Regions from separate parts of the Homo sapiens genome. Here region 1 is linked to region 2. A link is a contact called in ENCODE Hi-C or POLR2A ChIA-PET data. All regions are on one chromosome and are shown on one strand. Each heading gives the region's core, a stretch centred on a gene start or an enhancer-like site at or near the end of the contact. The rest is flanking DNA. Distances are from core to core; before and after follow the strand shown. Region 1 has its middle 51 kb from the start of PSEN2. Region 2 overlaps STUM (stum, mechanosensory transduction mediator homolog).

Region 1 (6,046 bases), core at 218-2,717, 250 kb before region 2:
CAAAGACCTTGAGGTGAGGGGGCTCATCCTGAATTATCTGGGTGGGGCCAATGTAATCTCAAGGGTCCTTATAAGAGGGAGGCAGGAGGATCTGAGAGAGTAATAGGAGATGTGATGACTGAAACAAGAGGGGCCATGCAAGGAAGGGGCCAGGAGCCAAGGAATGCAGAAGGCCCCAAGGAGATGAAAAGACAAGGAAACATTCTCCTAGAACCTCCAGAAGGAATGCCAGCTTGCCCACACCTTGGATTTGGCCTAGCAAAACTGATTTTAAAATTCTGACCTCCAGAACTACAAGAGAATAAATTTGTGCTGTTTTAAGCTACTGAGTTTGTGATAAGTTGTTACATCAGCAGTAGGAAGCCAGTACACTCCAGCTGCACCATCTCACCTTTTTAAAAGACAAGTAGCAGATTAAATATATATATCCCTATTATATTGTATATTATATATAATATATATATGCCTATTTTTTGGCCACAGTAACTAAAATGAGGGAGCCATGTAGAATAAGCATGTGTCATATTTGCGTATGCTTAATATCTTTTGAATAAATTCCTTTCCTATTTTTAGGCACTTCCAGGCCATGCTGCGTTTCCCAGTATCTCTTGCAGCTAGGACACAAACACTTGACCTGGGCCTCCCCACCATCATATGCACCTTAGTGAGAAGGCCCCTGGAGGATTCCTCTCCCAGGGGCTCTGTGGAGCAGTCACTGAGATCTCAGGGGCAGCAGGGGCAGAGGTCCTGGCTGTGGTGTCCCATCTCAGTATCTAAAGTGTGCACCTGCACTCAGCAGTGGTGGGAGGATGATCTGGGTATTGTTCCAGGCTGTAGAGCCTTCAGGCCTGATTTGCTGGCCTTTCTGGAAATCCTGTGAGCCACACAGTATCCTTCTATGAATCTGTTTGCTACTTAATCTTGTACTGTGGATTCTTTCATTTGCCACTAAGAACTCTGACTGATACATACCTTATGGCAAGGTTGTCAGTGTTAGTGCTGGAAGGTGAAGCATTTTGCTTTTCCAGACAGCCAGAATCATTCAGCAAGATCAGGAAATGGAAGCCAAAGTGCACATTAGTTTGTAATTACAGCTGCAGAGCATCCCAGCAACCACAGAACAGCTGGTGCTCTTTAGTCCTAGAGTGGCCGTGGAGGGGGACCATGTCCAGAGAATAAGTGACTATGGGGTTTCCAGGTGGGCTTCAGAAGGGCCCATCTAGGAGAGGTGAGGGATGACTGGCATAGTTTCCTCAGATGCAGGTGAGGGAGGTGCTAGGAGCACTCTCTCAGAGCCACTTTCCCCCAGGGATAGCCAGTTGCTATTTCAGTTTGGGGAGAGGTGCCTGAAGTCCTCCTGGCTTTCCTCTCCCTCCCCTCCCTTCCTGTCCCCTGAGTCTGGGCCAAGAAGGCTCACAGATGAGGAGCCAGATGTGAGCAGAGCCTTGACACACAGCCGCTTCCAGGAGCTCGTGCTCAGCCTGGAACACTGTCAAGGAGATGACAGATGTGCCTTCCTCCTTGGGTCAGCTTCAGATGAAGTCATCCTTTCCCTCTGGACTCTATCAGGATTAGCCGTTGGTATTTCTGAGTCACTTCACAGTTCATACGCACTTTGGAAACCAGAAGTATCGTGTGAAAATCTCTGCAGATGAGATTTTTATCCTGGGCCTTTACTTTTGAGGATGCTCTTGAGACACTGAACCAAGAACATTGACCAGAACATTGAATGTTATTTTGAGGATTTTGAGAATTAAGAAGCATAAAAGAAGGAGAAACACATTGGTGATGAATGTGTTCAGGAGGCCATAGGGGTTGCAGCTACTATAAAATCAAATCCATGCCTCTGAAGTGCTCCCACGCCCTCCGGGGGATGCTGTTTATGAGTTTTCTTGGATCTTACAAGGGGCAAGTAAGATTGCCTCGTCTCACACAGAGCTTCCTTTGAAGAATGCTAATCCTGTGAGGACTTTTCCTTCCATGATATTGTTGAGGAGGAGTTTTCTGATTACCATTGCCTGAAATGGCTTAAGGCTAAAATATCCTAACCCAAAAGTCTTTAGAAAGGGAAAAGTTAAGACCTTGTCAATAATTTATAATCTAGTGGTAATCAATATGTTAGTATTCAATCGGATTGTTTTCAACATCCCTTCAGCAGAACAATTTCCCAAGAAATGTGTGTCCATAATTATGTTTTTATGGGGGAGAGGGGTAAGGACATTCATTGATGAGGAAATTACATTAGGGAGAAACAGACCATTCACAGGGAGCCCTTTGTCGAGCAGAGCAAAGCTGGAAAGCTGTCATAGCGAGGACCCGTCCTTCCTTCCTTGATGGTGTGTGTGTTTTATCTATTACACTGGAAAATGTAGCTCTACAGAGGGTTTGCTCTGAGCATGACTCTATCAATTGAGAGCTCAAGTAGAATTCTGATGGAAACTAAGATTACAATGTAATACAAAACCAGTGACCTGTGTTAATTGTGCGTTGCTGATATGGCTGCAATAAGTTGAATTCATTGCTGATGTGGGTCCAACAACTTGGTGTATGTAGTGAACACAGGAGACCAAGGGCTGTCCTTCTCAACCACGGGCTCCCTGAGTGATGCCCTCTTGTCCCCACAGCCACTCTTCTCTCCCGTGGGAAGATCCCTGTCCCTTCTCATTTCTTGGGCAAGTATATTGCTTTCCCAACATGGGCATTATTGGACAGCTTCTGTACTCCTCAAGAAAACCTAAATATTACTATCTCTCCTGCCTTCCCAAGACAGTTTCTTTCCCCAGAACTGAATTTCAGAGCTCGGTAATCCCTGGCACGGTCTCCATGAGTCCAGATGGGATACACTTTACAGATAGACCTGCACACCCCCTTCTATGCACCTCACTCCCTTGACACTTCTTTTTTGTTTGTTTGTTTTTTTGAGATGGAGTTTCACTCTTGTCACCCGGGCTGGAGTATAATGGCGCAATCTCTGCTCACTAAAACCTCGCCTAAAACCTGAGGCAGGTTCAAGCGATTCTCCTGCCCTGGCCTTCTGAGTAGCTGGGATTACAGGCGCCCACCACCACGCCCAGCTAATTTTTGTATTTTTAGTACAGACAGGGTTTTCACCATGTTGGTCAGGCTGGTCTCAAACTCCTGACCTCCGGTGATCCGCCTGCCTCGGCCTCCCAAAGTGCTGGGATTACAGGCGTGAGCCACCACGCCCAGCCCCTTGACACTTCTTGACACTGTTCAGACCCCACATAACATACATACTTAACTGGGATTACCTGCTTTGCAGGATCTTGCACATAATGTACATACTTGACTGGGATTACCTGCTTTGCAGGACCTTGACTCCTGAAGCTAGGAAATCCCTGGAGACATCTGTAAAGGTCACCAATTAGTTTTCTCCAATGTTGGCTCTAGTTTAATCCCAAATGATCTAACACAAGTGACCCCCACATTTTTTGTTTGTGTCTGCTTTGAGGTGACCCCAGCTCTTCCCGCACCCAAGGAAGCAGGATGTAGCCACTCTTTAATAATCTATAAAATACCAAGAATACCAAAAATCAGCTACTCAGCATTCTGAAAATGATAGCAAACGTTTTGTAAGTACAATTGCAGCAGGGGGACATGGTCACATTAACTCGCATCCTGCTTTGGTACTAACAAAACATCCCCTTTGGCTTTTTGCTTCCTTTCCCTCCCCAAAGGAATTTGCTATTGTTTGTAAATATAGTATACCCCTAACACCAGCTTTATTTAACTCCACTTCACATTTTTAGCCTTTCTGAAAATTCATACTAGGTAGGTTTTACTTTTTTTGAAACAATTCCATTGAGGTAGAATTTACATACAATAAATTGGACTGGTAGGGTCAGGCTCAGAGCACTGTTTTATTTTTTACTTTATTTTTAAAAATTTTTGTGGGTACATAGTAGGTGTATATATTTATGGGATACATGAGCTATTTTGGTACTGGCATGCAATGCATAATAATTAAACCATGGAAAACCGGGTATCCATCCCCTCAAGCATTTATCCTCTGTGTTACAAACAATCCAATTATATTCTTTTAGTTATTTTTTGAAATGTACAATTAAATTATTATTAACTGTAGTCTCCCTGTTGTGCTATCAGATACTAGGTTTTAATTCATTCATTCATTCTTTTTTTTTTTTTTTTTTGAGATGGAGTTTCGCTCTTGTTGCCCAGGCTGGAGGGCAATGGCGTGATCTCGGCTCACCGCAACCTCCGTTTCCCAGGTTCAAGCGATTCTCCTGCCTCAGCCTCCTGAGTAGCTGGGATGACAGGCATGCACCACCATGCTCAGCTAATTTTGTATTTTTAGTAGAGACGGGGTTTCTCCACGTTGGTCAGGCTGGTCTTGAACTCCCGACCTCAGGTGATTCGCCCGCCTCTGCCTCCCAAAGTGCTGAGATTACAGGCATGAGCCACCGTGCCCGGCCTTAATTCATTCTTTCTATTTTTTTTGGTACCCATTTATTATCCCTACCTCTCCTCACCTTGCCACCCCACCACCCTTCCCAGCCTCTGGTCACCATCTTCTACTCTATGCTCATGAATTCAATTGTTTTGATTTTTAGATCCCACAAATAAATGAGAACATTGAGCACTGTTTTAAGTGAACAGTGAGTTTTGACAAATGTATATGCCTATGTGACCACCATCATATTCAAGATATAGAATGTTTCTGTCATCCCAAAAAGTTCTCTCATGTCTCTTTGCTGTCAACCATCCTCTCCACCCTCAGCTCCAGGCAACTGCTGATCTGCTTTCTGTCATTATTGTTTCATTTTGATGGGCTTTAGTTTTAAGGAGAATATACTGTAGCCAATAAAATGGAGTTCTGCTTGCTTCTGCTTGACACCCTGCAAGGATCCACATGAGAAAATGTTAACATTAAAAACATAGCAATTGTATGTCATCTGAGCCACACAACATTGATCCTTTGCTGAATTCTTTTCTCTCATTAGTGTAATAAATTGTTTTCAAAGATGGCGCCAACAATTCCTCCCTCATGCCACTCCTCCCATCAAGAGGTGGAGTCTGTCTCCCCTTTCTTTGAACCAGAAGTGATTTTGTTACTTGATTTGACTGAAAGAATGAGAAAAAAGGCCGGACGTGGTGGCTCTTGCCTGTAATCCCAACACTTTGAGAGGCTGAGGCAGGTGAATCACTTGAACCTGGGAGTTCATGGCAAAACCCTGTCTCTACAAAACAAAAAATCCCCAAAACACAAATATTAGCGGGGCATCATGGCCTGCACCTGTAGTCCCAGCTACTCGGGAGGCTGAGGTGGGAGAATCGCTGGAACCCAAGAGGTGGAGGTTGCGGTAAGCCAAGATTGCACCACTGAACTCCAGCCTGGGTGACAGAGTGAGACCCTATCTCAAAAAAAAAAAAAAAAAAAAAAGAAGTGATGCTCTGCCAGTTCCAGGCTCCCGCTTTACAAAGCTTGAGAATGTCTATTTGGCCTATTGGGATTCAGCCACCGTGTAAGTAAGCTCAAGCCAGACTGCTAAATGATGAGAGACTCTGTGGAGAGGGAGCGCTCAACCAGCTCCCTGCTCCTCAAGCCACCCCAGCTGAGGTGCCAGACATGTAAGTGAAGCCATCTTGTGTGTTCCATCTAAATTCCAACTAAAGCTCCCAACTAAATGCAGCCACACAAGTGACCTTGAGCAACTCAGTACAGAGCCGAAGAACTGCTCAGCTGAGCCCAGCCAACCCCCAGAATTGTGAGAAATAATAAATCTTTGTTTTAAGCCACTGAGTTTTGGGGTAGTTTGTTATACAGCAGTGGATAACTGAAGCCATCGGGAATGTTGAATGAAGGTAATGCCCTCCTAGAAACACCTGAAACAACATCAGCAGAGGGAAAGAACATGCGGCCTCCATAATACTGTGAAGCAGTGACTGCCCCTTTGTGAAGTCCCAGAGGCAGGTCATTAAACCAGATCCTCCCAAAGGAAGCAGAACCCAGGATGCAGTCACAGCCAAGAGAGGCTTCTTCAGGGGCTCTCAGGAGCTCAGTGTG
Region 2 (6,397 bases), core at 215-2,714:
GCTTCAAACCAAATCTAACCCTAACTTATCTCCCTGCCAGGCTCTACCCCTCTTCAGTATTTCTACCAGACAGCGCAGATCCCACCATCCCCTCCCAGTCCTGAAGGCAGAAGAGGGTCACGCAGGCAGGCCACAGCTGGGAGTAGCCACTCCTGGCTCTCCCTCTTGTCCCTCAATCCCAGGCTTTGGGGGTACGTTACATTGAGCTTCCCCAGGAGTGTTTCTCAAATGGGGTGCTTTTCAAACAATGCAAGTTATCTGGCCCCACTCCATTTCTGCTAATATTGAGTCAGAATCTCTGAGGGTAGAAGCTGGGGTTTTACATTTTTACCAAGCGTCCCAAGGGATTCTGAGGTCTGAGAACTGCAGTGTGGGACCGCACATCAGCCATGTCCCTGACAAGCTATTTGGCCCCAAAATTACTGAGCACCTGCTACAAGCCAGGTATTGTACCAGCCATGGAGGTGCGGAGCTGAGTGAAGACTCACCCTGTGCTCAACAGGCTCACAGCCTAGTGGCCCTGCTGGGTCACAGAGCATTGGGCCTCTCACAGCTGGAATGGGAGGGCTGGCTTCACCCCAGCACAAATTCTAAGGATAATAATAATAAGGACAACATGTAAGCCTCACTATATATATGTGCAAAGTGCTATTCTAAGACTTTATATGTAATAACATTCAATCTTCAAGAGAGCCCTATGAGATAGGTATGATTATGATCCCATTTTACAGATGAAGAAACTGAGGCACAGAGAGGTTAAGTCACCTGCCTAAGGTCATACAGCCATCATGTGATACCGTTGGATCCAGGAGGTATTCCTTCAGAAAAAAAAAAAAGTCATCCCCAGAAAAGAGACACCAAAACTTGGGGAAGCATGCACGTGTGGGCACATGCATGGGCACAGCAAGGTCCCCTTGTGTGTGGGCACAGCAAGGTCCCCTTGCTAGGGACCCTACAAGGACCTCTGTCTGCCACCCCACCTCCTCTTAACAGTGTGGTCGGCGTTTCTGCTTCTGCTTATCCTTACTTCTAGAGAATAAGAGAGGCCACCCTCATTCCTGGCACCAGGAGCAAGGTCTGTCCCTGGAGCAATGAGGTGTCCTCCAGAGAGCAACGTCGCAGGGGCGAAGCTCCTCACTGCATTTCATGCCTTGGGCCTCCTTTCAAAGCCAAAGTCAAGGGACAAGGGACATGCCTGCTCCTCCCCACAGCTGGGACAGTGGCTGCCAGAGGGGGCAGCAGGCAGCCAGGCACCAGACCTGGCTGTTCTTTGCTCAGCAGGCTCCTTCCCTCTCCTCCTGGCCACCCACCAGCCTCAGTCAAGCTGCCTGCTACTGATGCTTTAAACTTTTTTAAAAAAATTAAATGTGTGTTGAAGGAAGAGGCTGGAGCTGCGCTGCAGGCAGCGTTCTGGTTCCAATTCCCACTCTGGATGGGGCGATGAACCACATTCCTGAAGCTGTCCCTGCCAAATTCCTCTGGACTATTTCAGGGCAAAGAAAAAATGCCTGGGAAGCCCTTGGAGCAGTGCTGATAGGCCCTGAACAACCCACCCCGCCTAGGGTTGACGGCAGCCCTGAACCCGCAGTGGGACTCACAGCCCTCAGCACCCTCGGAATGAGGCCCACCGAAACCTCACTACTCTAGAAGCACAAACTCTTTCTTTTTCAATAAACACACTTGACAAATCACAAATCAGCAGCAGCTGCCGGCCGTTGCCAGAGCCTGCAGAATGGACAGTCTCCTGACCTTTCCCACTGGTGTGAAGTGTGAGACTGTGCATAGTGGAGCTGGTGCTCTGAGTTTTTCTGATTTGTGCAAACTTCTGGATGTGCACTTGTCTTAGGCACATGTGGGATGCCGGTGTGCAGGCTCCCGGGCACGCACATGACCTCTCCCGGGTGTCTCAGGTTTGGCTTCCAAGGAATGGAGATCAGTGCTCAGCCAGACAGGTAGTCTGGTACCTCCTCCTCGGGGTGCCCTGTTCGCATTTCTGACAATACATAAATAATAATGTCAACACAATAGCTTTCTAGTAATTCATAATTCTTTATGATTCATAATTCTATATGATTCAAGCCCCTCAGCTGTGTTCAGGTGTTCAATTAGGCAGCATCTGGTGCCAAATGCGTGACCTGCTCACTAGAGACCCCTCGGCAGAATCATCCATCTCACGCTGGCACGCTTCCACTTTTAAATGCTTTTATTTGTCATTTCTTCTCCAATGTGTGTTTGGCTATTAGAAAATTCTCTGTCTTACCTGTTCATCTCCTCCCTCGATCTCTTTGTATAGCTCATTCTCTGGGAAATAAAGTTTACTGGCAAGCCCCTGTTTGTGAGCCATAACAAATGTCTGGCATCACTGAGAAAAATGATGCTGTTTAGGGCCATCGGGACCATCTACCTCTTCTCATTAAATCTGCTTTCCCTCAACCACTGGCATTCAGGATGAATATAAAACTATTTCTTATTCAATGTTTCCTTACTTTGTTTAATAGCTAATATTGTTGTGTTTCTATTTTCCGTTATTTTCCACTGCAAATGTTCAGCATTTTAGCAGTGTAGTGTGGTAAATGGGCTTTTTGAACGAATCTGGTTTGAGAAAAGAGCCCGCGGGGCCGTCACCACCCGTTGGATAGCTCCAGGACGGACAGTCTTCAAAGGCTTTTTGAAAGCAAGGCTCGGGAAGAGATTTCAGGTCAATCTGGCCTGGACAGGACTGTTGATTAGCAGAGCAGGTGCCCCGGCCTCACCACCCTACTGGCTTCATCCTAGGAACAGGCTGGTCTCCTTCTCCCCCAACCAGATCTACTTCCAAGAAGCCCTTTGTGTCAAGTGTGTTGTTTAGAAATCCAGGTCTCTGTCCTAACATGGATTCTTGGAATCTTATTTGCAGCATTTGCGGGAAGCAGCAATGGAGTTGCTGCCAAATTCACCACCTACCTTCCCCCCAACACTGCATATCAACCTCAGCCTTCAATGTGCAAAAATCCCCACAAAAATCATGTTTATGGAAATTATATTGCCATGGCAACTGTAAAGGTCTCACAAGTATTTTTAAAATAGCAAATTAACAAAACCCACTTATAAAAATCTAAAATCTGTTCCTTCGTAGGAATTACTGATCATACAAGGTCCAGCAAATATAAGATGTGTTTTGTGACATGGTGGCAAAAAGTCAGTTAAAAGGGCTCTTGATCCTGGAATAATTGGGACAGAGGGTTGAATTGGTGAAAGCAAAGTTTGATTTTTTTCTATTAAGAGGTTGCACTTTGAATTTATTCTGGAAAAATGGCACCAAGACCTTCTGGTACAAAAAAAAATGTGGGTAAGAGACCTGAATTGCTGAAATACTAATTTATTACTTTCTATTTTCTCATCACTGATATTATTACCTTCCCCACTCTGCAAGACTATTCCATTTTTAACTCATAGGTTTTTAGCAGTTGCATAAGCTTCTGCCGCTGTGATTTAGCCTGGCTGAATCTCTATTATAAAACCTGCTTCTCAGAAGTCTGCACACAAATCACACAAGAGGGGGAAAAAAATCAGAAGAACCCTACTAGAACCTTTATGCCTTTTAAAAATGTAATTGGCATGGCTATCAAAAGGGATTCTTTCAAGTAGATGATGCACTAATTTTTGGTGTCTTTTGTAAAGACTTAAAACATAATAGGCGTATTTTGATGACTTCTCATAACAAGAAATCATTGGGGGCTTTGACATTTCAAACAGTGGAGGTTCTTTCTGTGAGTGGAGGAAGAGAAATCAAACCACGCAACTGAGGATTCCATTCCTAAGCAAGTGTCATTCTCCAAGGGAAGAGGAACAGAAGAAAGGGTGGTGGGGGACAAAAATGCAAAACGGTAGGTCCTAGGGAGAGGGGAGTACCCTGGACTGAGTAGCGATTTGCTTTCAATATCTTCTGTTTATCACAGAAAGAGTAAGGAGGAATCGCTGGTAAGCCCAGGCACAAGCAATGGGCTGGGCAGCTGTTGCACCTTCCAAAATGAAGGCTCCAGGTGAAAGAGGGAGATGACATTCCGGGAAGGCAGCGATGCTTCCAGCCATCTGGGTTTCTTGGGAGGAGAGCAGGCAGAACCAGGATTCTGCTGCTGGGGAATCCTCTGGGCAGGAGGTGCAGCCCAGAGATCTCTGAGCCAAGCGTGGGCGAGAGACGGGAGGATGGGGGGTATGCAGAACTACCCAGGCAGGAGCCGGGCAGGGAGTCACGCCTAGCACCTTCTCAAGTCTCCACCCCTCCCCCAGCTGAGGCATCTCCTGAGCACCAGAGCCATTTGCAAGCTGGACACCCACACTTTTCAGACGGCAGGAAGCCCTGGCTCCATGTACTGGCTGTTTCAGAGCTTCTAGGAGGAAGACTGTGTTAGAAACCAACATCTTTAGGAAAACCAGGTGGAGGTGGGTGGGATGAGAAGTGACGGTGGGGGAGCAGTAGTATGCCAAGGCTGGTGGTTCAGGACCCCACAGTCTAGTCAGGGGTGCTAAAAACAAACATCTCTGTGTGACCAGGGGGTCCCAGCAGGAAGCAAAGGCTCCCACCCCCAGGGTCTTCATGAAGGAACTATACACAGAGGTCTGGGCAGGATGGGAGGCTGAAATGCTGGTACCCAGCAACAGCAGGAGGCCACTCCCACCCTTGGGCCTGAGGGGCAGGGAGAGGGAAGGCTGTTGTTGGGCGGAGAGGGCTGGGGTAGTAGAAGGGGGCTGTAGAATGGAATTCGTGGTCATAGACAGGAAGTTGGAGGGAATGGGAAACCAATACCCCAAACTCTCCCTCCTTTCCTCCATGCCTACCAGTGCCTCCCATTGGCTAAGACACCTGGAAGCTCGAGGGCAAGGGGACTGGTGATGCAGGCCGTAGAGGTCGGCCTCCTCGGGTCCAGAGCAGGATAGGGAAGAGCAGAAAATGCATGGGGGAGGGCAGGGGAGTGGGAGCCACTGGCCTACCTGTCAAGCCTCCTCCCCTGCCCACCTCTGCTAGGGCAAGGCTTCTTAGTCATTCAGAACCGGAATGCATGAGATGCATCAGGCTAAGCGCTGAGGCTCCCATCAACAGGATGAGCTGGAATGAGAAGCCAGGATTCCAGATCTCAGCCAGCAGAAGCCACACTCTCCTTGAGAAAGGGGCACGTTTCCCAGCTCATTATCACCCAGCAAGTAGGGCTGGGATTCTACTGGGTGCCCTGCAGTGGGCCCTCCACTAGAGGAAGTCACACAAAAAAGGTATAATCAAAGAGATAAGAGTAACCCACATGCTAAGTTAGAAAACTCAAAATTAGAGTGGCAGGTAGACCAGATAATCCAAGAGTAGATGCCTGGTTCCAATGCACGTTCTACCCATCACCCAACCACCAACCCCAGCCATTGCTGACTGTCTTCAGATGCATGTTAAGAATCACACTCTTTTCCCCCCATGATTGGTGGCAGTCCGCTCCCATGATGCTGGGAAGGGAACCCCATGAAGAATAAGAAACAATGAGATGGAAATAGGCCTGGGAGACAAAGCCACTCACCCACTCCCTTCCCTAAGTCCTCCTTCAAGAAGTGCTTTGCTTGACCTCCAAGCATTTCCTGAGGACCGACATCTTGAAACAGGGTAACCTAGCTCCTAAGTCCTCAGGGAAACTCACACAGAGAGATCTAGAACATCCTGGGCATGAGATGTATTGGGCTCAGAAGGGAAACTAAAAGGAAAAATAAACCACACAGTGGGCTCACCCAAGAGTGGGCCCAAGTAATTGGGTATCTCGCCAGACTCAAGACTTTCCTGAGTTTTCTTTCCCTTTAGCCCCAATCAATTCCCAAGCACTGAGGGCCTTGTGCTCAGGATGTATCAGCCTCAGAGTTCAGCCATGGGCAGTCGGACGCAAGACCACCCGAGCCTTTTGGCCAAGCCTGACCTGTGAGTGAGGGTGCATCAGAGCTCACCACCCTTTCTGCCTTGAGCCTCAGAACCCCAGCTATTTGGGCCTAAGATGGTAATGTTTACTTTTTTCCCTTCTGAGTCAGGCCACAGGGCAATTCCTGGAAGGATTCCACTTGCACGTTCAACCCACATGACCTCTCAGAGCAGCCAAGGCAAAGGGGCAGTTCTCTCATGCCCTCTCGGCATGGCAAAGTCACTGGTTGTTGATTTGAGGTGTTTCTTTGAGGTCCATGGACAACTTCTGGACTCCATGCTAAGTCAAAAAGAGGAATAACGAAGAAAATGAAGACTTCTCCAAAATAGCTCTGCAGCATTGGGATCTGCTCTGGCTGAAGCATTCAGATTCCTGATCAGCCCCAAAGGAATCCTGCAAAGGCAGCCTGCTCAGATCCATGGGCCACTGAAGGGAATTGGGTGTGCACAATGACCCCGGCCTCCTGGAACTCA

Evidence for each region. A loop is a pair of places that touch in the nucleus more often than their neighbours do. ChIA-PET counts read pairs that join two places held with the same protein, here RNA polymerase II (POLR2A). Pooled maps may share reads with other maps.
Region 1: a loop to region 2 is called in a pooled map, with 2.4 times the contacts of the local background. The contact joins two enhancer-like sites. A Hi-C loop is called at or near these places in 3 of 168 maps with a recorded cell type or tissue (GM23248, aorta and right cardiac atrium), 1 of 37 single-sample maps with no recorded cell type and 2 of 50 pooled maps. POLR2A ChIA-PET finds 5 or more read pairs at or near these places in 1 of 52 experiments (OCI-LY7).

The regions. Positions count from the first base shown.
Region 1 is chr1:226,816,957-226,823,002 of GRCh38, reverse strand. No RefSeq gene overlaps it. Among named protein-coding and RNA genes, the nearest start is that of PSEN2, 51 kb to the left of the region's middle. Within about 2 kb of position 1,467, at least 19 of the 41 ENCODE cell types and tissues checked have a DNase peak (open chromatin) inside an H3K27ac peak, as active enhancers do.
Region 2 is chr1:226,563,503-226,569,899 of GRCh38, reverse strand. All of the region lies in intron 1 of STUM (stum, mechanosensory transduction mediator homolog), which reads right to left. Among named protein-coding and RNA genes, the nearest start is that of STUM, 18 kb to the right of the region's middle. RefSeq lists an enhancer at 1,397-1,897. Within about 2 kb of position 1,464, at least 7 of the 41 ENCODE cell types and tissues checked have a DNase peak (open chromatin) inside an H3K27ac peak, as active enhancers do.